3 separate regions of the Homo sapiens genome follow, and all the other regions are linked to region 2. Evidence: read pairs that join two places in POLR2A ChIA-PET (ENCODE). Cell type or tissue: Caco-2. All regions are shown on one strand. Region 1 overlaps CEP112 (centrosomal protein 112). Region 2 has its middle 33 kb from the start of AXIN2. Region 3 overlaps CEP112 (centrosomal protein 112).

Region 1 (8,000 bases), 140 kb after region 2:
ATGTGTGTGTCAAGGAATAGTGAGAAACCTGGATGGGCTCTGAAAGCTAAGCAGAAGAGTTTGATCATGATGTTATAAGCAACCCTCTAAATTCAATTTAGTCATACGACGTTTTCAGAAATTAAGACATCATCAAAAGATATAAAATAAAAAATGGAAAGTCCTATTGCCCCCAAATAATCACTATTACCCATCTGGAGACCTACTCAGGACATCTTTTTATGTATATGACATGCTGCACTCTTTTCATTTATTATATATTAGCAATCTTGCCTCATTTTCAAAGAGATCTACTTCATTCTTTAAAAATGGCCTCATAATATTCCATTGTGTGGATGTGTCATAATTTGCTTTCCCCAGCTTTTTGCTCAAACAATCCTGCAAAGATATTGTATAGACTTGCAAGTATATCCAGAGATAGATTCCTGTCAGGGGGAACTGCTGGCCCAAAGGTTATGTGCATTTGAATGTTGGTAGATAAGACCATACTGCCCTCCACAGAGGCCACACTGGTTTATACTCCCAGAAATGGGGCACGAGCCTGCTGGTTTCCCTGTATCTTCATCATTGACCACGTTTTCAAAATGAAAACTTATACTGGTCGGGTGGCAGTCAGTCTCTTCAAAACTTTGGACTTCTGATTTACATTTATTTGATTATGAGTAAGAATGAGCATTTTTTTTTTCATAAGTTTGCTGGACATTGATGTTCTATGAATTCTGCTTTCATGTTCTTTGCTCTTTTTGTCCACTGGGTTGTTAGTTTTCCTATTGATTTCCAAACCCTCTTTGTAAGACAAGGACATCACAGTGATTTAAGATTTCTTTGGCAGAGTTCTTCACACTGGACTGAAGCTGAGAGCCTTTTGGCAGGGATATCGGCTGAGAGGAGGCTGTTTTAAATCAATCGCAAGTTGAGAAGGGCTCCAAATAGGGTCATATCAGAGGAATAAGAAATACATTCAAGGACTCTGGTGAGAGACTTGAGATAAATTGGGATGAAGGAAAGAAAGGACAAAGATGAACTCAAAGTTTCTAACAGGAAACAGAAAGACTGGAGGTAACCCTGATAGACTGGAAAGAAGGGCCAATTTGGAAGGGAAGATCACAACTCAATGTTGTAGATGGTGACTCTGAAATAGTAGTGCATCTTCAAAAGAAGATGATTTACAGGCAGTGCAACATATAGGACCCAGCTAGGAATCAGGCCAGGGCTTCTGGGAATCATCTCTATAGAAGTGACAGCTGACATCACAGAGGAGATGATCTTAGTGTGGAAAAGAAAAGGAGAAGCAAAGCCCAGGACATAGACTCGAGGAACACCCACTGGGAGGAAGAGAGACTAGCAGAAGAAAGACAAGTAAAAGAAGTATCATATAAGCTAAGATAAGATAAGGGTTGGCAAACTACAGCCAGCTGGCCAAATCTAGCATTTACCTTGGTTTTGTCAATAAAGTTTTATTGGAACATAGCCATGCCCATCTGTTGACATACTGTCTATGGCTGCTCTCAGGCCACAACGTTAAAAGCTAAATAGCTTCAACTAGGACTATATGGCCTGCAAAGCCTAACATTTTTACTATTTGGCCCTTTACAGAACAAGCTTGACAATGCCTGTTTTAGAAGGAAAATTGTTGGTCAATCAATATAGTCAAATGCTGCATAGAGCTAGAGGATGATTAGAAGTAGAAAAACACTGTGGAATTTGGAGAAGAGGCGATAGGTTACTCTGTCAATTTTCTATATTATGGTGGGATTACAAAAGGGACTTTAAGAGAATAGATGGAAGAGTTGAATCATATACACATCAGAAAAAGAACAAGAGGTTGGTAGCTAGGAAGGGTTGCAAGAGAAACAACGCCATACAGTCTATCCACTTGTCTAGAGACCACACTCTGCTTGTTGGGCTTAGCTATGACTATAGGGCCTGGAGCTGTGAGTCAATTTCATCAAGGACATGGGAGAAAGAGAACTGTTGTACCAGTGGTACTTGAGTAAATGTATTCAAGTACATTTCCTGCACCTTATGCCATTGTGGTATAATTGCCTATAGTACAGCATGTTACTATACTGTAACATTACTGTATCATTACTGCACTATAGGCAATTATATAAATATATCTAAGCAAAGAAAAGGTACAGTAAAAATACAGTATAAAAGATACAAAATGGTGCACCTACATAGCGCACTTACCATGAATGGAGCTTGCGGGACTGGAAGTTGCACTTGTGAGTCAGTGAGTGAGTGGTGAGTGAATGTGAAGGCCTAGGACATTACTGTACACTACTGTAGACTTTAAGATACTCTACACTTAGGCTATGCTAAATTTATAAAACAACATTTTCTTTCTTCAATAATGAATTCATCTTAGCTTACTGGAACACTTTCACTTTATAAACTTAAAAAAAAATTTAAACTTTTTGACTCTTTGGTAATAACATAGCTTAAAACAGAAACACATTGTGCAGCTATACAATATTTTTTCCTTTCTTAAAAATTTATTTTTATTTGACAGATAATAATTGTACATATTCCGTTTTTCTTTATATCCTTATTCCATAAGCTTTCTTCTATTAATTTTTTTGTTTTTACTTTTTAAGCTTTTTGTTAAAAATAAGACAAAAACACACACATTAGGCTAGGCCTACAAAGGGTCAGGATAATTAAGAAGTTACTAGGTGGTAAGGTTTTCTCATCATTTATTTCATTGTAATCTTATGGGACTACCATCATCTATGTAGTCCATCTTGACTGATATGTTGTTATGTGACATATGACTGCATACATAAATATGTGCATATACACCTATGTAGCATATATGAGGCTGGTGCAAAAGTAATTGCGGTTTTTGCCATTACCACAATTACTTTTGCACCATCTAATACATATTAAATTGATCATTCAGTAATTTTGGTTGCTAAGGCTTACATTTATGTCATTCAATGATCATTACGTTCATTATACTGCCTTTGAACTATCTCCGATACAGTTTAGCATTATTAAAGATTAACAATGTCCAAGTAGTTTTTTGTTAAATTTTTAAAATTAAAAAACTAAAATTATCCATATATATTCCAATAGTTTACTAACCAAAGTACTTCATTTTGGACCATGCAATAATACAATTAACCACCAGCCTGGGCAACATGGTGAAACCCTGTCTCTATTAAAAATACAAAAACTAGCTGGGTGTGGTGACGCACATCTGTAATCCCAGCTACTAAGGTTGGGGTCTGTGGAGGGAGGATCGCTTGAGCCCAGGAGTTGGAGGCTGCAGAGAGCCAAGATCGTGCCACTGCACTCCAGCCTGGGCCACATAGCGAGATCCTGTCTCAAACAAACAAACAAACAAACAAACAAACAAACAAACAGAAAAACCAATTAACCATATATAGTCACCTAGTGACTTCCAAAGAGTACAATTTAGCCATTGGTGAAGAGGAATCTACTTTCACCTGTGTTCTTTTGATCACACTCTTCCTACTCACATATTCGTGTATTCGCTCATCAAACCTTAATTGATTCCTTAACGTACACAAGGCAATGTTCCAGGGGCTAAAAATATCTCTCATAGCACTTGAAGGATTTTGTCCACTGAACAAAGAATCTTATTTGACTAGTTTTAAAATAAAATAAAAACTGCCAGAGAATAGAATCGGAGGGAAGCTTTGGGGTAAAAAAAACTTTTGAGAGAGAACTGTTCCTTTCTTCTCCGCTCATTTATTGCTATTGCTTCTCCTTGCTCTAGGAAGCAAGGTCATAATTCACAGCCACAGCATATCCAAGCCTATCTTCCAGAGCATTCTTCCTGAAAAATGGCACTTACGCTTTATGCTACTATGACTGAATGGCTCTGTCTTTCTTTCTGAGTGAGCAGGCAAACCTTCTTAGGTGGGATGGAAAATACATTTCTATTCTTAGCATTATTAATTCTAATTCAGGAGGGCACAAAGAAAATGCCACTTTCCTTGTGCCCTACGGACGTGCATACAGGGGAGACAGGAATTAAGTAATGAACAGGTCCCAAACAATGCCATTTGATGCTAGGCATCGAGATTTCTTCCTGTTTCTCAATGCTACTAAAACACCACAATGAGGTTTGTAATTTTATTCCTTGGGAAATTGATTCCTGTAAGCTTTTAGGACAGTAAGAATTGCCCAATCTTATGAAATATTCTACAACCCCCACCCCCCGCCCCCAACCAAGCCCTTCTGGTAACACAGACCAGATTGCTAGATGTCCTACTGGCAGCTGACCTTGTCTTGTGAACTCCAGTCAGTAGCCAAGGGAGAGAAGCATCAATGCTGTAAAATCTCTTTTCTATGCCTGCAAGCAAAAATTTTACAACATTTCTTCTTGACATGAAATCTCTGCTTGGACATCTGGCTTCACAGTGAGAAACTTTCAATACGCTAGCTTCAAAGAAAGGACTTAGCCCTGGTGGTGCAGTGATGCCAGAAGAATGTTCCACAGTCTCTTTAAAGAACTATTTCTAACGTTTCCCCAAATGAACTTCTGTGAGCTCAGTGGATAGTGCCAACTCACATTTAGATAACTTGGCTTTGGCATACAGCCTTTTGTGGGCATTGCCCCTGGAGTATACAAATTGTGTTCTTAGATAATACAGGCATACCGCGGAGATACTCCAAGTTCAGTTCCTGACCACTGTAATAAAGTGTATACCATGATAAAGAGAGTCTCGCATATTTTTTTGGTTTCCCAGTGCATATAAAAAAGTCATGTTTACACTATACTATAGTCTATTACGTGTGCGATAGCATTATGTCTAAAAGAACAATGTATATACCTTAATTAAAACTTTCTTATTGCTAAGACATGCTAACAATCATCTGAGCCCCCAGAGAGTCCTAATCTTTTTATTGGTGGAGGGTCTTGCTTTTGATGCTGATGGCTGCTGACTAATAAGGGTGGTGGTTGCTGAAGGCTGGGGTGGCTGTGGCAATTTCTTAAACAAGATAAAAATAAAGTTCACTGCACCAATTGACTTGCTTTCACGGAAGATTTCTCTGTAGCATGCGATGCTGTTTGATTTAACCACAGTAGAATTTCTTTGAAAATGGGAGTCTATCTTCTCAAATCCTGCCACTGCTTTATCAACTAAGTTGATATAATATTCTAAATCCTATGTTGTCATTTCAGCAATGTTCACAGCATCTTCACCAGGATTAGATTCCATCTCAAGAAAACATTGTCTTTGCTCACCCATAAGAAGCAACTCTTCATTCAAGTTTGGTCATGAGGTTGCAGCAATTCGGTCGCATCTTTAGGCTCCATTTCCAATTCTAGTTCTCTTGCTATTCTACCACATCTGCAGTTACTTCCTCAAAGTCATTTGTGAAAGTTGGAATCAACTTCTTCCAAACTCCTGTTAATGTTTATATTTTGACCTCCTCCCATGAATCAAAAATGTTCTTAATGGCTCTAAAATGGTGAAGCCTTTCCAGAAAGTTTTCAATTTACTTTGCCCAGTTCCATCAGAGGAATTACCATCTATGGCAGCTACAGTCTTATGAAGTGTATTTTTGACATAAGAAGACTTGAAAGTTGAAATGACTCCTGGATTAATGAGCTGGAGAATGGATGCTGTGTTAGCAGGCAAGAAAACAACATTCATCTCCTTGTACATCTCCATCAGAGCTCTTGGGTGACCAGGTGCATGGTTAATCAGCAGTAATTTTTTTTAAAGGAATCTTTTTTTTCTGGGCAGGAGGTCTCAATAGCAGACTTAAAATATTCAGGAAACCATGCTGTAAACCAAGCTGCAGTGCAGCCTTTCTTGTTCCACTGAAAAAGCACAGGCAGATTAGATTTAGCATCATTCTTTAGCATCCTAGGGTTTTTGGAATGGTTAATGAGCCCTGGCCTTAGTCACCAGCTGCACTTGCCTTGAACAAGAGAGTTAGCCTGTCCTTTGTAGTTTTAAAGCTTCTCTAGTAATAAAAGTCCTAGATGGCATCTTCTTCCAACAGAAGGCTGTTTCATCTACACAGAAAATCTGTCATTTAGTGTAGTCACCTTCATCAATGACCTTAGCTAGATCTTCTGGGTATCTTGCTGTAGCTTCAGCACTTGCTGCTTCACCTTGCATTTTTATGTTATGGAGATGGCTTCTTTCCTTAAACCTTATGAACAAACCTCTGCTAGCTTCAGACTTTTCTTCTGCAGCTTCCTCACCTCTCTCAGCCTTCACAGAATTGAAGAAATTTATGGCCTTTGCTCTGAATCAGACTTTGGCTTAAGGAAAGGTTGTGGTTAGTTTGATCTTCTACTAGACTACTACAATTTTCTCCATATCACCACAAAGCTGCTTTGCTTTCTGCCATTCATGTGTTCACTGGAGTAGCACTTTTAATTTCCTTCAAGAACTTTTCCTTTGCATTCACAATGTGGCTATTTCGTACAAGAGGCCTAGCTTTGGGCCTGTCTCGGCTTTCAACATGCCTTCCTTACTGAACTTAGTAATTTCTAGCTTTTGGTTTAAAGTTAGAGATGTGTGACTCTTCACTTGAACACTTAGAGGCCATTGTAGAATTATTAATTGACCTACATCAATATTGTTGTGTCTCAGGGAAGAGGGAAGCCCAAGGAGATGGAGAGAGATGGGGGAATGGCCAGGAAGTGGAGCAGTTAGGATACACACAACACTTATTGTTTGTTGTCTCCCATGGGTGCAGTTTGTGGCACCCCAAAACAATGACAATAGTAACATCGAAGATCACTGATAACAGATCACCATAACAGATATAATAATGAAAAGGTCTGAAATATTGCAAGAATTACCAAAATGTGACACAGAGACACAAAGTGAGCACAGCACATGCTGTTGGAAAAATGGTGCCAAAAGACTTGACACAGAGTTGCCACAAACCTTGAATTGTAAAAAACACAATGTCTATGAGGTGCAATAAAATGAAGTGCAATAAAACAAGGTGTGTCTGTATATACAAGGCGCACGATATTTTTTTAGAATCTGCATAATTAGGCAAAATATATGACGGTTACCACAAGATCTGAGTTCTCTCCCCATATCTGCTATACCATTACAAAATATTTATGAGCTTGCTGCCACTAAAAATAAAATGACATGAGAATAAATGACACTATTTGTTATCAGAACCTTTTATGATTTATGAGGGAACATCATTCATTTATTCTGTGTATTTCCAGCACTTCCATCGAAACAAACATTGCACTAAAGCTTGCTCTCAAAAACCTCACAGTCTAGTTGGTGAGAAAGACAATTCATCTAAATACAGGTCCACAATGTTCTATCTGCAATCCTGAAATCCAAAAGTCCTCCGAAAAACACAAATTCTTTTTGAAAGTCTGCAGTTAACTTCTTTGGGAACAAAACCTGACTGATGTTGGGTGGGTACTTATAATCTCTACTTGTCTCATTCACTGGGGACACTCACACATTTCACTGTTCCTGTATGTGTCTGAGTAGACTGTGCTGTCCCAGGACCCACTGCAGATACAGCACAAGCACCACTTTCCTAGAACCTGCAGATTCGGACTGGGTGAGGGATTGTGGGTCAGCACTGTAATACAGCAAACACTTCATTAGAGGGATGAACGAGGTTGGCACGAGTTTCTCACTCTGATGCTTCGCAGAAAAGATGACCTTAAGTCAAAGGGAAAGGATACTTTACAAAGAACTCATGGGCATTTCCCATGGGGCATGGGATCATAGAGAACATGGCATCTATGTTGAGCACTGGCAGCTGATGAGGGAGACTGGAGGGTGATGTCTAGACAAGTGGTTCTCCAAGTATTGGGTTTCAGGATTCCTTTCCACTCTTACAAACTGACAACCCCAAAGAGGTTTTGTATATGTGGATTACATCTACTGAGTTTATCATATTACATATTAAAACTAAGAAATATTAAAACATTTTACTCATTAAAATAGTAATAAACTCATTATGTGTAAACATAAATATAATATTTTAATAGAAAAATAACTATTTTCCAAAGC
Region 2 (8,000 bases):
GCCCTTCTTCAGGGAACACTCTCTATGATCTCTGATAATCCAGGCACAGTTGGCCACAGTGTTTCTCTTTTCTTTCTTTCTTTCTTTTTTTTTTTTTTTTTTTTGAGATGGAGTCTCGCTCAGTTGCCCAGGCTGGAGTACAGTGGCACGATCTCAGCTCACTGCAGCCTCCGCCTCCCGGGTTCAAGCGATTCTCGGGCTTCAGCCTCCCGAGTAGCTGGGATTACAGGCGTGCACCACCACACCTGGCTAATTTTTGTATTTTTAGTAGAGATGGGGTTTCACCATGTTGGCCAGGCTGGTCTTGATCTCTTGACCTCGTGATCCGCCCACCTCGGCCTCCCAAAGTGCTGGGATTACAGGCGTGAGCCACCACGCCCGGCCACAGTGTTTCTTTCTGAGCTTAAAAAACCAGAAAGGGGGATAAAAGGTTGGAAGTGAAATTTGGTCAGCTAGTTAGATCATGAGTGTTAAAAGGTAATAAAATCAAGGCGGCTGCTGGCTCTGGCCAGAGTCATCTTCCCAATACAGCCTTTCTGCAAAGGTCTGGCAGCTGCAGGGCAGCCACACCACGGTACAAGAGTCAGTTGCAGACGGAGTAGGAGGTCCCCAGCTCTCTCCTGCCCTCCTTTGATTCTTCCACCTGAGGCCCAAGTATGGCTTGTGTCTTGAGATGCTGCAGTCTCTTTCCCTAGGGTACATTTATACTGCTTCAGAGAAGCTTTTGGTGTTTTTGGTTTTTTAAAGAATAGAGACAGAGGCCGGGCATGGTGGCTCACGCCTGTAATGCCAGCACTTTGGGAGGCTGAGATGGTTGGATCATTTGAGGTCAGGAATCAGAGACCAGCCTGGTCAATATGGTGAAGCCTCATCTCTACTAAAAATACAAAAATTAGCCGGGCGTGGTGGCACATGCCTGTAGTCCCAACTACTCGAGAGGCTGAGGCAGGAGAATCACTTGAACCCGAGAGGCAGAGGTTGCGGTGGAGTGAGAATAAGCCATTGCACTTCAACCTGGGCGACAGAGCAAGGCTCCATCTCAAAAAAAAAAAAAGAAGAAGAAGAAGAAGAAATTATTTCAGCCTGACACGGTCCCTCACACCTGTAATCCCAGCACTTTGGGAGGCTGAGGCAGGTGGATCACTTGAGCCCAGGAGTTTGAGACCAGTCTGGGCAACAGAGTGAGACCTTATGTCTACAAAATTTTTTAAAAAAATTAGTTGGATGTGGTGGTGCATACCTGTAGTCCCAACTCACCTGGAGAGGCTGAGGTGGGAGGATCCTTGAGCCCACCTCAAGCTGCAGTGAGCCATGATCAAACCACTGTACTTCAGCCTGGGTGACAGAGCGAGACCTTCTCTCTCTCTCTCTCCCCCACCCTGCCATACATATATATATTGTTTTTTTTTTCCTACAGAGACGAGGTCTCACTCTGTCACGCAGCCCAGGCTGGTCTTGAATTCCTGGCCTCAACCAATCCTCCTACTCAGAGCTAGGGTTACAGGTATGAGCCACTGTGACAGCCATATTTTGTAAGGAATGGAGTGAGGGCTGCAGATGGATGGGCCACAGTCTTCTCAGGTGTGCTGGTGATTGTCTCCTGAGAGCTGGACAGAGGCCTCTGCACTCTACCTGCACTCAGGAAACATTTACAGAATCACACTCTGTGTGGAGCACTGTGTTGCCCTGGTGGGTCTGGGGTGCATTTCCTGGTCCTTGGAGGACTCAGATGGCTCTCTGTAGAAGCCCAAAGGAGGGTTGGTGGGGCTGAGGCATGTTGGCAGTGGTGAAGATATTCTAGTAACCTCCCCCAGCACCCAGCCTTCCCACTGGTTGGGCCTAGGAATGTGGTCAGAGAGCCCTGCCCCGAGTTTGCAGAGAGGCTATAGCTGCCCTGGCAGCTGGTCAAGCATCTATCCATTTCAAAGGCTTTTTGTTAAACTTCTAACAGCCGAAAGGACAGCCTGAAGCCATGCGCCAGGAAGGCCTCCCAATTTTGGTGGCCAGGAAGTCTATTGAGCTCCCCTCCAACCTCTCCAACCCCTAGAATGGAGACCTGAGCTGGGCAATCAGCCCAATAAATCAGGGGATGGCACCCCAGGGGCCATGATGACCCAGGGGAGGCCCCCTCTGGCTTTGGGATTTACTGAAGGGCAACGCACAGGTGTGCAGGGCAAGAAGCCGCCAGGAGGCCTTGGAAAGATGCTAGCCAGGGCTGATGCCAGTGTCATACAAGTGTTGGGTCTCCCTGGGGCAATGTTCTAGTTGGATGCAGTCTTCCTTTCTTCCCCAGGTCCTGTCTGCTCATCCAGCTCTAGCTGTGGGAGTCAGCTCTGCCTTTGGTGGGGGTTCTGCTACTACCAATTCACGGGTGCTCTCCAGGCAAGCCATCTTGGCTTTTGAAATGTTATTTTCTCATTCATAAAATAAAGATGTTGGCCCGGTCACCAGGTCTGCTTCTCTCTGATGGGTGTCAGGGATGTCTCAGAGGATGCAAGGAGAGTGAGAGAGGTGGGGGAAGCGGGGGAGGCCCCTGAGGGATCAAGCCCTCCTCCCACCCACAGGGCTCCCTGGTCCCTGGGGATTCCCAGCCTGCCCTGCAAAGCCTTCATGGGTGCCCTGGGCGCACCCATGAAGACCCAGGTCCACTGACACCAAGAAAGGAAGGCTTTCCTCCCCTCCGCCCCCAAACCTTGTGCCTTTAAGTGTCTTTGTTTGATCTGAATTCTTGATTGCCGTTGTGGAGGGGTGTGGCTGAGTGGGACTTTTGATCTCGCCTCCCCAGAGTTTCTGGGGTCTGGTTTGGCAGAGAAGTTTGGGGTTAGCAGCAGTCACTGCCATCCGTATGAGGGGGGCGCTCAGGCCCAAATTGATGTCAGGTTCCCGGCCGGGCGGAGTGTTACCTGGAGCTTTGAAGCTTGTAATGTCTCCAGACCGTCTTCTCAAGTCAGCGGCTACAAATGTTAATAAAATTAAAGCCACCTGAGAGTTCAGCTGGGCGATCCTTTGAAAGCAAGTCTGTGATGGGTTATTACCCTCAATTACCTAGTTGTCCACTCTCTTCGCTTGGGGTTAAACTCTTAACTCTTCCCTTTGAAGTCATTATCCTTTTATCTATGACTGGACCAAGGAATTTCAGGACAATAATCAATGGAAACTTCATAAGAATAGAAGACCCGGGAGGGGAAAAGGTGTGAATATCCCTTTAACCGTTGGGGGGAAGGGGGATGGGGGGTGGGGGATGGGGGCCGAGAAGGCCCCGTGTCCCCAACTTGAAGAAGTAAAAAAGGAAGTGGGGGTACCTGATAATGACCCAGCGAGCAATTTTCAGATCTTCTAGAAAATAAAGAGAAAACGATAATTTGGGGGCGATCAGAGAGGTGCAGCCCTCATCAAAGGGGAAGGGAAAGTAATGAAGCAAAAAGACACAATTAAAGAATGGGTTTAATTAGGGCTTTGATGTCTGACATGGTGCATGACACTGTTAAAGGGGGAGGGGGACCAACTATTCAAGCGCCAGGAAATGGCTTATTAAAAAGATCCGTCCCCCAAAGACGCTGCCAGAAAAAGGGGAAACTTCCATGCCGCTTCTCCCACCAAAGAGCAAAGTCAGTTTCACTTAAATCCTCACCATCAGGAGGAAAAAACACCACAACTCTTTTTTTTTTTTCGCAAAAGTCTTTCTGGGTTCCCAGAGGCAGCAGCTCTTTCAGGATTATTATACTTGGTGCTGGCCTCTCCCTGTTTAAAGAGAGAAGGAAAGAGAGAGAGAGGAGAAAAGAAGGAAACAAAACAAAACAACAACAACAAAAAAACGGAGCGTGTGTGCACTAACGAATGTTGGCAATGTGTGTTTCATTTCTCCTTTTCATTTAATCCCATTTGGAATGCTTGTCTACACAGAGAAGACGAAAACACAGGGGGGAAGAGCCAGTCGCACTGGAATGAGCAAGAAGCCTTCTCCAGTAACGAGGAGCTGCCCCAGCTTGGTTTTAGATGTGACAGAGCCGCGTCTGCCCCTCCACCGCGCAGCCCGCACCTCTCAGCCTGACACACACATGCACACACAAACACCGCCAGTTGAGGATTTGAAAGCTCACATTTTGCCCTTGTTACAACTCCCCTACTCCTCATTAAAAAAAGAAATAATAAAATAAAAACTCCTTTTATTGTGTGCAACATCTGGAAAGCTCCCTTCTCCATCTGCTAGGTCCTGACAGTGTTTGCAACCACAAAGCCAGCATCTCCTCCTGCAATGTGTCATGAAGGCTGGGGGTTGGAAGCCCTGGTGAGAAAGCCTGGGAGGGGGTCAGACAAACAGGCCTGCCCTCTGCCTGCTGGATGTTGGAGCCAGCACGGGTCCCCTTGGCCTGGGTTCTGGGGTCTGGGCTTCATGTGACTCTGAGTTTAAGGGAGGCAGCCGGTAGCCCCCTGAGTCTGTTCAGACAGGAAGCAATGGCTGAGCATTCTCATGTTCATAGGAATAACTTGAGTCAGGCCCTCCTGCCAGTGCCGGGAAGAAGGACAAACAGCTTGGAGACCCTAATGTGTATGCTTGGGATTCAATTTGAAATGAGCCTGTTGGGTTTTTATTTCAAAACGCTCCTGTGTTGGGTTTTTATTTCCTCTCTCGTATTTACACACACACTCAGCTAGCACTCTGGGAAAAAAAAAAAAAAAAGACAGCAGGTTTTGAAAAGTAGAGTGGTTTATGTGAAAAGATCAAAATGTTTCTCATACTTTCTCCAAAGGCCTAGGGCTCTTTTCTCCCAGGGACTGAACTTTTTCTCAGAGATAGTAATCCTTTAAAGCCTCAGCCCTCATTTCTTTTAGGTCACTCTTCCATTTCTTGGATTTAAAGAAACCAGAGGGGTCAGAGATGTGGACATGTCACTCAAAATGAGCCACGGGGCTCTGGTCATCCTGCTTTGGGGGATGAGGGTTAGTTAGAATGAGAGCCTGAGTGATGATGGGCTGGTGGACAGAGTCACATGATCCAGGCCCAGCCAATGAGAAGTCACAGAAGTTTAGGATGGCTTGAGCAACGGTCAGGGTGGTGATGTCCTCAGCTGTGATGATCTTGGACACAGTGCCTAGACAGATATGCATGTATTTATATGTGAACCAAATGTGCTGGGCTGTCCAGGATGCTATGATGTATCTGCTCCTAATGAAAGCGAATGCTAAAGTTAGCTCAACAAAAAGCAAACTTCTTCAGATCAAGTGTCATTATTCTAGATACCTAAAAGGGGCTTTATAATACAATTTATGCAGACCCTGGAGGAACTTCTACTTGAATTGGAGGGACTCCTTTGCTTTTCTGCCCAAACTACAACTGCTCAAGCATTTCTACTGTGAAGAAATAAAAGATTTGAAAAGCACGGTAAGGCCAGGCACAGTGTCTCATGCCTGTAATCCCAGCAGTTTGGGAGGCCGAGGAGGATGGATAATTTGAGGTCAGGAGTTCGAGACCACCCTGGCCAACATGGGAAAACCTCGTCTCTACTAAAAAAAAAAAAAAAAAAAAGCAAAAAAATTAGCCGGGTAGTAGTGGCCCACACCTGTAATCACAGCTACTCGGGAGGCTGAGGCATGAGAATCGCTTGAACCTGGGACAGGGAGGTTACAGCGAGCCGAGATCGCACCACTGCACTCCAGTCTGGGCGACAGAGTGAAACCCTGTCTCAAACAAACAAACAAACAAACAAACAAAAAACATGGTAAGCCTAAATTGGCCCACATTAAGAATAACTGTAATCTCTCCTCACTTTAGGATTTTCCATTTTATGGTGGTTTTCTAATCTTTGCATTGTAAGATTAGAATTGGAAAGTAAGATATTTGGGGATCCTTATAGCATCTTATTTTCTATGCGGAGGGGAAAAAAACCATTATGGAGGGCCTGGATTTTGTAAAGAGTTTTTAAATGCCCTGGGTTATTCTAAAAGTTTCTTTCCTCACAAAAGGAAGACGTGACATGAAGTATATATAATTTTTTATTTTTAAAATTTTTTATTTCTTTTTGGGACAGAGAGTCTCACTTTTTCGCCCAGGCTGGAGTGCAGTGGCATAATCTCAGCTCACTGCAACCTCCACCTCCTAGGTTCAAGCGATTCTCCTGCCTCAGCCTCCCAAGTAGCTAGGATTATAGGCATGCAACACCACACCGGGCTAATTTTTGTATTTTTGGTAGAGACGGGGTTTCACCACGTTGGCCAGGCTGGTCTTGAACTCCTGACCTCAAGTGATCCACCCACCTCAGCCTCCCCAAGTGCTGGATTACAGGCACAGCCACCATGCCTGGTCTGAAGTATATTTTTGATGATCCGTTTTGGGACAGTCTCATCTTGGCTTCGGATATGCAATTCTGCTGGGCAGAAAGGACTATGGGGAAAGAGGGCTCTGGGCTGGCACTGAGGCCCCAGGAGTCTAGCTGGGCAACGTTGAAGGCTTTCGGGTAAGTGGGGTCAGGGATTGGCTTGATCCCAGCATCATTTTTCCATATTACCCACTGGAATATGCCAATATTTCACCTTTACATAGTGTTGGTGGCGGGGGCTGTTTGTTTATGTGACAAACATTTCTGCAGCAAGAGAAAACGGATGTTAATTACCAAGTGAAGCTAAACCCCAGTTTACGAAGAGCCTTCTCCAAAAGAAGCTGCAGGCTACAGAGAGAAGTCTTACTTTAGGAACCAAGTAAAAGGCTTTCCTTTCATGTTGTTTGCAGAGAGGAAGTCTTCGTTTGTGATGAGAGTAGGTGTCAGAAACAGGCTCCTATTAAAGGTGGTTTTGCTGGAAGCAGGAGAAGGCCCGAAGCCAGGGATATTCTTTTTAATAAGTCCCCGGCCTCAAAGCAGAAACAGGGCCTTGGTCCCACTCAGGGATGGATGCTTCCCGTCCAGTCTCACACTGGAGGTGGGGTGGGGTGCATGTGAGTGTGTGAGTGTGCGTGAGTGGGGGTGTCATTCTGCGGGAGCAGGGGACACTCCAGAATGCTTTTCACTCTCGTAGAAGGCAAGAGTGAACTTAAGACCCACAGTCCCCAGGGTAAGTCACACCTACCGCCCCAGGAATCCGGGCTTTGCAGAGTTTTCTCTATAGGGTATAGCCCGAGTCCATGCCTCACTCTGCCACATACTGACTGAGGATAGGTTTCCTGGGACAAGTTACCCAATCCCTCCATGCCTCAATTTCCTAGCCTGTAAGACAGAGGAGGACTCCTGCATCATAGGATTGGGGACTTATTAGAGGTGGTGTACTGTCTTTGCCACATTGTATCAGGCACTCAGTATACTCATTATTTTCCCCCCCCCGCCTTTTTTTTGAGACAGAGTTTCACTGTTGTTGCCCAGGCTGGAGTGCAATGGCGCCATCTCAGCTCACCGCAACCTCCGCCTCCAGGTTCAAGCGATTCTCCCGCGTCAGCCTCCCGCGTAGCTGGGATTACAGGCATGCGCCACCACGCCCGGCTAATTTTGTATTTTTAGTAGAGACGGAGTTTCTTCATGTTGGTCAGGCTGGTCTCAAACCCCTGACCTCAGGTGATCCACCCGCCTCGGCCTCCCAAAGTGTTGGGATTATAGGCATGAGCCACCGCGCCTGGCCTTATTTTTCCAACAATTCTTCTGTGTGAACAAAAATAGGTAAGAATGGGTTTTGTTTAGGCTCCAAGACTGTAAGCTTTCTGAGAGTAGGAACTGCATCTCACTCTGTAGCCTCAAGTTCTAGCACACTGCTGGGAGTATGATGGACACTAATACACAGTTGTGGTTGCTGTTATAGATCACTGGAGAACTGCTGTTGGTCAGGAGAGGATAGGGGATGAGAACTACAGTAGTCTTTGCTTTACACAAGCATAAATCTTGGCCGGGTGTGTTGGCTGTAATCCCAGCACTTTGGGAGGTCGAGGCGGGTGGATCACCTGAGGTCAGGAGCTCGAGACCAGCCTGACCAACATGTTGAAACCCCGTTTCTACTAAAAATACAAAATTAGTCGGGTG
Region 3 (8,000 bases), 76 kb after region 2:
GGGGCCTTTTTCATACAATGTCTACCTCATGGGACACCCACATACTTAGTAGCCAACATTACTGACGATCTGCTGATGACTGACCCTGGTGTAATCTAGGGTTCATTGGTCCCTTGTGCTGGGTGAAGCCTTTGGTAATACTTAGGGAGCACCAGAGAAAATAACTTTACACAAAGACAAAAAGTTTAGTTATTTGCTGTATGTCTTAATTGATGCAAGCCATCAAAGTAGGAATTGCAGAGAACAAGGTATAAATCAATAAAATAAGTAAATGGAAGTGATTGAAGGACAGAGCCACTTTAAAGCAAGTGTCGCTCAATTTCCTGAAAACATAACGAAATTGCTTTGCAAAAGAAATCATAATGGTTTGCTTTTAATTTTTCCTAAAGAGCACTAATAACAAATAATGGAAAGTTCAATTGATAATTAAAGAAAAAAAAAACACTTCACTTTTGAGCATTCATGAGGCAGTATTCTTTTCAAATTATTATACTCTGGCAAGGCATACTCAAGGTACTTGGTTCCTTTGTACTCTTTCCCTCTGTATTTCAGGTTTTATATGAATGAAACACAATGAGTAATTCCTTCTCTTTGGATCCTTCAGGATATTATTTAAACACTGGCATCTGGTCTAAGGGAAACTTAATGCTAAGTCAGAGGAGTATTTGAAAAATAGTTTACATCTGGTTTTGTACTACCCATCCCTGGAAGTATGCAGGGAGGGTGGAGGAAATGAGCACATTGCTGGCTCTCTGGGCTGTGGTGCTGGTGGGGCTGGGTCTTTTGGTGTAATGCATACCACAGCATTCCCTTTTATAAAGTGAGGGATTAGTGCCACCTTCTTTGTAGCAATGTCGTGACCTCTATAATGCTTCTTAAATTGAGGACAATGATGGACCCACCAAGCCTTAACACATGATTTAAATCTGATCTGACAGTACTTAAACCCAGAACTCCAGAGGGCTAATGGTTGAACAAGCTTGGGAGAATGTCCAGGGAACAAAATGTAGAAGCCCGATGAATTACGGAGGAATCACAACTCCAGGGCAATGGAGGGGGGAGTAAAATGACATATTCTGAGTTGGTATCTTTTATAGGATTGACTAAAACTGTGGTCCCACTATAATGTGCTAGAAAGCAAAAAAATATATATTATTTTCACTCGTACATCTATAATTTAAGAAGGATATGAGTTTTAACAACATTTGTACTCTTACACACACACACACACACACACACACAAAACCTATCGAGAGGAATCTCTCATAGAGGCTAAAAATTAGAAGCAATAATATTTTAGGGTGGTCATTAATTTTAGGTACAGGTATATAGTATTTTAAATTTCTCACATTTAGACAAACTTAGAAACCTGATTAAAATCAGTTTGTGATATTTGTATACTGAGGATAAACGTAACTTGTAGAACCATGAAGAGCAAAACACTCAATAATGAGTCACAGCAGGACCCATGGAAGCTCACCTAGCAGTGACGTCTGACCTGCAGCAGCCACTGTGCTCAGAGGGAGGCCGACGACTGCGCCACTCCCTTGGGCACTTTTTTTTTTTTTTTCGAGACTGAGTCTCGCTGTGTCACCCAGGATGGAGTGCAGTGGCGCAGTCTCCACTCACTGCAACCTCAGCCTCCCAGATTCAAGTGATTCTCCTGGTTCAGCCTCCCAAGTAGCTGGGATTACAAGTGCCCACCACCATGCCTGGATAATTTTCGTATTTTTAGTAGAGATGGTTTTCGCCATGTTGGCCAGGCTGGTCTCGAACTCCTGACCTCAAGTGATCCGCCCACCTCAGCCTCTCAAAGTGCTGGGATTCCAGGCATGAGCCACTGCGCCCGGCCTCCTTGGGCACTATTCTTAGGGGACCTACTCCATTTCAATAAACTATAAGTTGGTGACAGGGCCAATGTTTATTTTGTTTTTGGCTTGTAAACAATTCACACATCGAAAACATCTCTGCCCTGCTCCTTCACTAATCCCCAGGGCCCTCCAGGTATGTCAAGCTGTTCAATATACACGTTAAGCCTTTGGCATTAAGTCAGGAACTTTCTACCCACATCCAAGAGACCTTATTACCCCTGTGACTTGTATTTCTGCATTTTTCTTTTCCTAACTCAGATCCCCCACCTGGAAGATCTTCTGTTTGTAGTTAAGTACTAAAAGTCTATATAATTCATAACCGCGAGGGCAGAGAAAACTCTAAAACCACCTGCCTGTATGTGGCTTTCGGGAAGCAACATTCCTGTGATCACACAAGCTGAAAAGGAATAAAAGTGCTCTCTCACAACAGCACCAAGTTGAGGTACTTTCCCTTCTTTCCTGGGATGGAACAAGAAGTGTTTCCTTTCTTTTCCATGTTTGTTAGAATTTGGATGGTTTCTATTCTCTCAACTCAGTGTTACTGATTGGCTGGAAGAGTTCATTCCACCCTTTTAGCCAAAGTCACTTTTGAACAGGCTGTTTTCGACTGCCAGGCAAGCACCACACAAAATTGGCATGAGATGCTTTTCTTTGGTTCCATTGGCCTCTCCTTTCTCTCTCCATCACTCCACTTACAGAATCTTGCCCTCCCCATCTAATGCCCCATATTGTCACATTTTCTCCCAGCTAACTTTCTTTTGGTAAAATCTCTAATGTGTGACAATTTCAACGGGTAACTTGCATTAGAAAGCCTCTGATTGTCAAGTAAAGTTCTAGTCTCGCAGTGAATTTTTTTGGCCCCCATCAGTTCAGTTTTCGGCAGGTGGGCAGGGGAAACATTTTGGGAGAGCGGCAGCTGGCCCTTCTCTCCTCACTGAAATCACACTACCAGTTTGACTTCGCCTGGTGTTAAGATTAATTCTTTTACTACTGCCTATTACTGACTCATTTCTCTTTCCTTTTGAAAATATGTTATGACATCGAGCCCCAAATTCAAGTATAAAACTAGATTTGGTGGCAAGAAATTCTCTTCTAAGGAATAGTTTTAGACTTTAGAGTCTGATGAGCCAGACTGAGAAGCATGTGTTACCACAGGGGTATAAACGTAGGGTTGGAGTTTGAAAAAGGGTATGTATAGCCTGGCGATAACAATTTGAGAATCACCACAATAAATGAGACCTGAAGACAATGGGGATAGATGATATCATTGAGGGAGAGAGAATGTATAGCTGGGAAAGAAGTAGGGAATAGATACCAGAAAACAGAGATTATTTACTGTATGGGGAAGGCCTAAAATCAGAAGACAATAGAAGAGATTGAGAAGCTGCTGTCTAAAAAAGAAGAAAAGGCCGGGTACGGTGGCTCATGCCTGTAATCCCAGCACTTTGGGGGGCCAAGGCGGGTGGATCACGAGGTCAGGAGATCGAGACCATCCTGGCTAACACGGTGAAACCCTGTCTCTACTAAAAATACAAAAAATTATCCAGGCATGGTGGAGGGCACCTGTAGTCCCAGCTACTCAGGAGGCTGAGGCAGAAGAATGGCGTGAACCCGGGAGGCGGAGGTTGCGGTGAGCCGAGATCGCGCCACTGCACTCCAGCCTGGGCGACAGAGCGAGACTTCGTCTTGAAAAAAAAAAAAAAAAAGAGAGAAAAATAGAATTATGCTGGGGTAAGAAGTCAATGCAAATTAACCTTGGGAATCTCTTCTACTTGGCTATGAGCTCCTTCAGGAAAAAGACTCTCTTATTTATCTTACAGTCGAAGGCTAATGGCTCCTGGCACATAGTAGGTGCTGAATAAATGTTTGCTGAATAAGTGCCTTCTCTTTTTAAAAATAACCTGTTTGTCCCTTCAGTGGGGCATATGTTCTTTGAGGTTTTTTTGTTTTTGTTGTTGTTGTTGTTTTTTTTTTAACTGATGCTTAAAAGAGGGTCTGAAACTTTTGTGTTCTGTCATTTTCAAAATACCCTCTAATTATACCCTAATAGTTATATAGGTATCATAGCTAGAATTTCCCAACAGGCAGGATTTCAACTCACTGTTTGGGTCCTGTTACTTTCTGTATATTTTTATAACTCAGTTGTAACTAAAAAAAAAAACCCTCATAATTGAAATTCTCAAGAACTTTTCTATTTACTGGCAGTATATTAATATACACAAATGCAAACACATTTATTATTCTTTGTCCCCTATTTAAAAACTGAATAACAACAAGTGTCAACTTTTAAAACCCATCATGCATTCTTCAGGCTTCACCTTAACCCCACCTTCCTCTAGACTTAGAAGCTCCAAAATATCACAGCTCACAGAGAAATAGAGCCTGCAACAATTAACCAACTTAATTTTCACAGATGCTACCATCAATCAATACATATTACATATTAATTTTCACATATGCTACAATCAGTTTTTCACAAGCTTCACTAAAAAGGTCAGTATACACCGAACCAAAAATTTAGCAGTTTTAAGGATTAATGAAAACTAAGTAGATACTACTTCAGAATTATGAATCTGATTGTCAGCCAACTCAGGGTCTAAAACCTTATGGAATGTATTACTACTGTATTTACTGATCATGCAGTTGAATGCCTGCTTTGTACAAAGCACTGTGGTAGTGGGCGGGGGGGGCGGGGCAGACCAAGACTAAGCTCAGTACAGATAACTGGGGAATCAACTCACACTACAGTCGTTGAAAAAATAACCCATTATTATAAAGAAATGCATCAAAACAACATAATAGATTATACAAAGAATATAAATATATAAATATCCACTATTATTTCTGAAAGGAAACTTATTTCTCAGATGTCTGTTAGGGTTGTTTGGCTGAGAAGGGGGGTGGGTAAAACAAATAGTACGCAGCTGGTGGAAAGAGAAGGACTATAAGCAGGTGGCAAAAGGGAAAACAGTAGTCACTGGGGGTCAGGAATCTGAAGGTCATACCACAGGGTGACATCACAGAAAAGAGAGCCCTGACTACACTTTAAGAGCTCCCGAAGGGGAAATTGGGAGGTAGCATCCATAAGGGGAGAAGTACCCCCATGTACAGGGAATGCTACATCTCAGAAAAGAGGATCTTGCACTGTGTCTACGGGAGCCCATGATGAGTGTAAGAGAAAAGGGTCAAAAAGTCTCTTTGTGACTGATGTACGGACAAGAAGAATGGTGTTTCTATCCTGCATATGCAAGAGGACTTGGAGGCTTTCTGTCTCTCATTGGTACAAACTCCCTGAACCAACTGGAGATAAACTCTGTTCATCTTCTATGTGGTGAAAGTTGACTGTGGAACAAACAGACATACTATATACACCAACACACAACATATATATGTGTGTGTATGTATATATATAGTATGTATGTGTGTATGTACATATATAGTATGTGTGTGTATGTATATTTATAGTACTTGTGTGTGTATGTGTGTGTGTATTCCTACTATAATACATTCACTGCCCTCAGAGGAACCTTAGTCTAGTGGAAATGACAAAATATGTCCACAAGTAATTAGAATGAAGGTGATGTGTCTGAACTCAACAAAAGGTAGCTATTAGAAATCCTCAGGAAGCAAACTCTTTCAGTGAAACTTAGGAATTCTCATTAAAGATAAGAAAAAAACAAGGACACATACTATCACTGGTACTACTTGATATGGAACTGGAGGCCTCACCTGTGCAATATGACAAACATTAATAAATAAGGATGAAATACAGGAAGGAAGATACAAACATTAAATCTGTTTAGGAATGATACAATTGCCTACTTAGAAAATTTAAGAAATCAACTGAAAGATCATTAGAAGTAATGTTGGTAAGAGCTCTGGTGAGACAACTGTAATACTCCTAAATACCAGAATTATCCATTTAGAAAAAACAAGGGAAACCCATGAAAAGAAAATATACCATAATATATTTGGGAATAAGTTTAATAAGAAATGTACAACACATCCATCCATATTAGGATAGATTTCAGTTGTAATGAAAAAACTAATGAAATGCAAAGAGATGTAAAGTTCCTGAATGGGAAGACTCAATATCGCAAAGATGTCAATTGTCCTGAGACTAATTCATAAATTCAATACAGTCCCCATAAGACAATCAGTGGGATTAAAAAAAAATGAACTCTACAATCTTAGCCCAAGATTCATGTGAAGGAGAAAATGCTGAAGAATAACTAAGACAATTTAGTTTAAATTTTTAAAAAGATGATGAGAGGAGTCTTCTCTTTATAGATGATATTTACTACATATTAGTACTCTTCAGAAAGGTTTTGCTTGTAATACCTGATTGAATCCTCACAACAAATTCATAAGGTGAGTACCACTATTAATTCATTTTCAAGATAGGGAAACTGAGGCAAATCAAGCAAGTAACTTGCTTAACGTTCCATAGCAAGTAAGTGGAAGTGGCAGAGCTGAGATCTGAAGCCAGGCACTGTGGCTCTGAAGCTCATGCTCTTAAGTACCCTAATAGATGGCTCATATTGGCACAGGAAATCGATAAATGGGAAAGAAGAGAAAGTCCCAGATTCACACACATATCAAAAATTTGATTTTTGAAAATGATGGCATTTCCAAAAAATGGGAGAAATATATCTCAGTCAATACATGGTATTAGTATTAATAACTGGCTATCTATTTGGAAAGGAAACTAGTAAAATCCCTGTATTAGTTTTTTATCATTGCTGTAACAAATTACCCAAAGTTAGCAGCTTAAAACAACACAGATTTATTCCCTCACAGTTTTGTAGGTTGGAAGTTTGAGGGAGCTCAGCTGGATCCTCAGCTCTGGGTATCACAAGGTCAAAATCAAGGTGTCAGCTGGCCTGGGCTCTTATCTGGAGGCTCTGGGGGAGAATTCACTTCTAAGCTCATTTGGGTTGTTGGCAGAATTCACTTCCTTGGCACTACAGGGCTGAGGTTCCCATTTCCTGGCTGGCTGTGAGCTGCGCGTCCCTCTCATCTCCTTGCGACTGCTATTCCTCATCATGTTGTCCTCTCCCTCTTTAAAGTGGCAATGGCGCAATGGTTCTTAGGCTTCAAATCTCTCTAGCCCCCCCGCCCTCTTTTGCCACATTTGCCATGTTCTCCTGCCTCCAGCTGCAGAAAGTTCTCGGCCCTTAGTGGTCATGTGTCTGGATCAGCCCCACCACTTGGATAATCTGGGATCATCTGCCTTTTTTAAGGTTACTTATTAGTAACCTTGATTATATCTGCAAAATCTCTTGCAATGCAATGTGCATAGTCACAGATGCCAGGGACTGGGGTATGGACCTCCTTCAGGGGCCATTCTGTCTACCCCAATCCTTCTCCCACATAATATATCCCACATAACATAACAAATTTGAGGTAGATTAAAGAGTTAAATGTATGAAACGAAACTCTCAAAAGTATAAGAAAATAAAAGAGAATATATTTCATAATCTAGGTTAGAGAGTACCTTCCTAAGCAAGCTTGGAAACCATAGGGAAAAAGATAGAAGGTAATCTTCTCAAAAAATTAAAATATTGAATAAAAAATTAAAAGATAAGCAATTCTGAATTCTGAGAAAGTATTTGCAACTTATCTAACTAACAAATGATTAACATACAGACTATGTAAAAAATAAACTTTCTTTTTTTTGGAGTTGGAGTGTCACTCCATCACCCAAGCTGGAGTATAGTGGCACAATCTTGGCTCACTGCAACCTCCACCTCCTGGGTTCAAGCCATTCTCCTGCCTCAGTCTCCCGAGTAGCTGGGATTACAGGCGTGCGCCACCAAGCCCAGCTAATTTTTATATTTTTAGTAGAGACAGGGTTTCACCATGTTAGTCAGGTTGGTCTCCTGACCTCAGGCAATCCGCTCGCCTCAGCCTCCCAAAGTGCTGGGATTACAGATGTGAGCCACCATGCCCAACCAAAAAATAAACTTCTATAGATCAAATTAGAAAAACAAATCAATAGAAACAATTAGCAATAAATGTGATCAAGCAATTCATGGAAATGCAAATACTTTCCACTCTTAGTAATGAATGATTAGATAATCCATTCCCAGGTCTGTTTCAAAATGTTAGGCAAGGCAGGGAAGAATT

What was found. ChIA-PET counts read pairs that join two places held together with the same protein. Peaks named below come from ENCODE experiments on the same cell type or tissue, not always from the same donor. Only the 100,000 strongest peaks of a DNase experiment are listed, where the experiment ranks them.
Region 1: POLR2A ChIA-PET joins it to region 2 with 5 read pairs; 2 of 35 experiments call an interaction of 5 or more read pairs at or near these places.
Region 3: POLR2A ChIA-PET joins it to region 2 with 5 read pairs; 4 of 35 experiments call an interaction of 5 or more read pairs at or near these places.

The regions. Positions count from the first base shown.
Region 1 is chr17:65,726,579-65,734,578 of GRCh38, forward strand. The region is part of intron 23 of CEP112 (centrosomal protein 112); the gene reads right to left. Among named protein-coding and RNA genes, the nearest start is that of AXIN2, 170 kb to the left of the region's middle. In Caco-2, no CTCF peak of the experiment used is centred here; no DNase peak of the experiment used is centred here.
Region 2 is chr17:65,590,447-65,598,446 of GRCh38, forward strand. No RefSeq gene overlaps it. Among named protein-coding and RNA genes, the nearest start is that of AXIN2, 33 kb to the left of the region's middle. RefSeq lists an enhancer at 3,193-4,008. In Caco-2, no CTCF peak of the experiment used is centred here; DNase peaks (open chromatin) are centred at 2,796, 3,972 and 4,995.
Region 3 is chr17:65,666,344-65,674,343 of GRCh38, forward strand. All of the region lies in intron 24 of CEP112 (centrosomal protein 112), which reads right to left. Among named protein-coding and RNA genes, the nearest start is that of AXIN2, 110 kb to the left of the region's middle. In Caco-2, no CTCF peak of the experiment used is centred here; no DNase peak of the experiment used is centred here.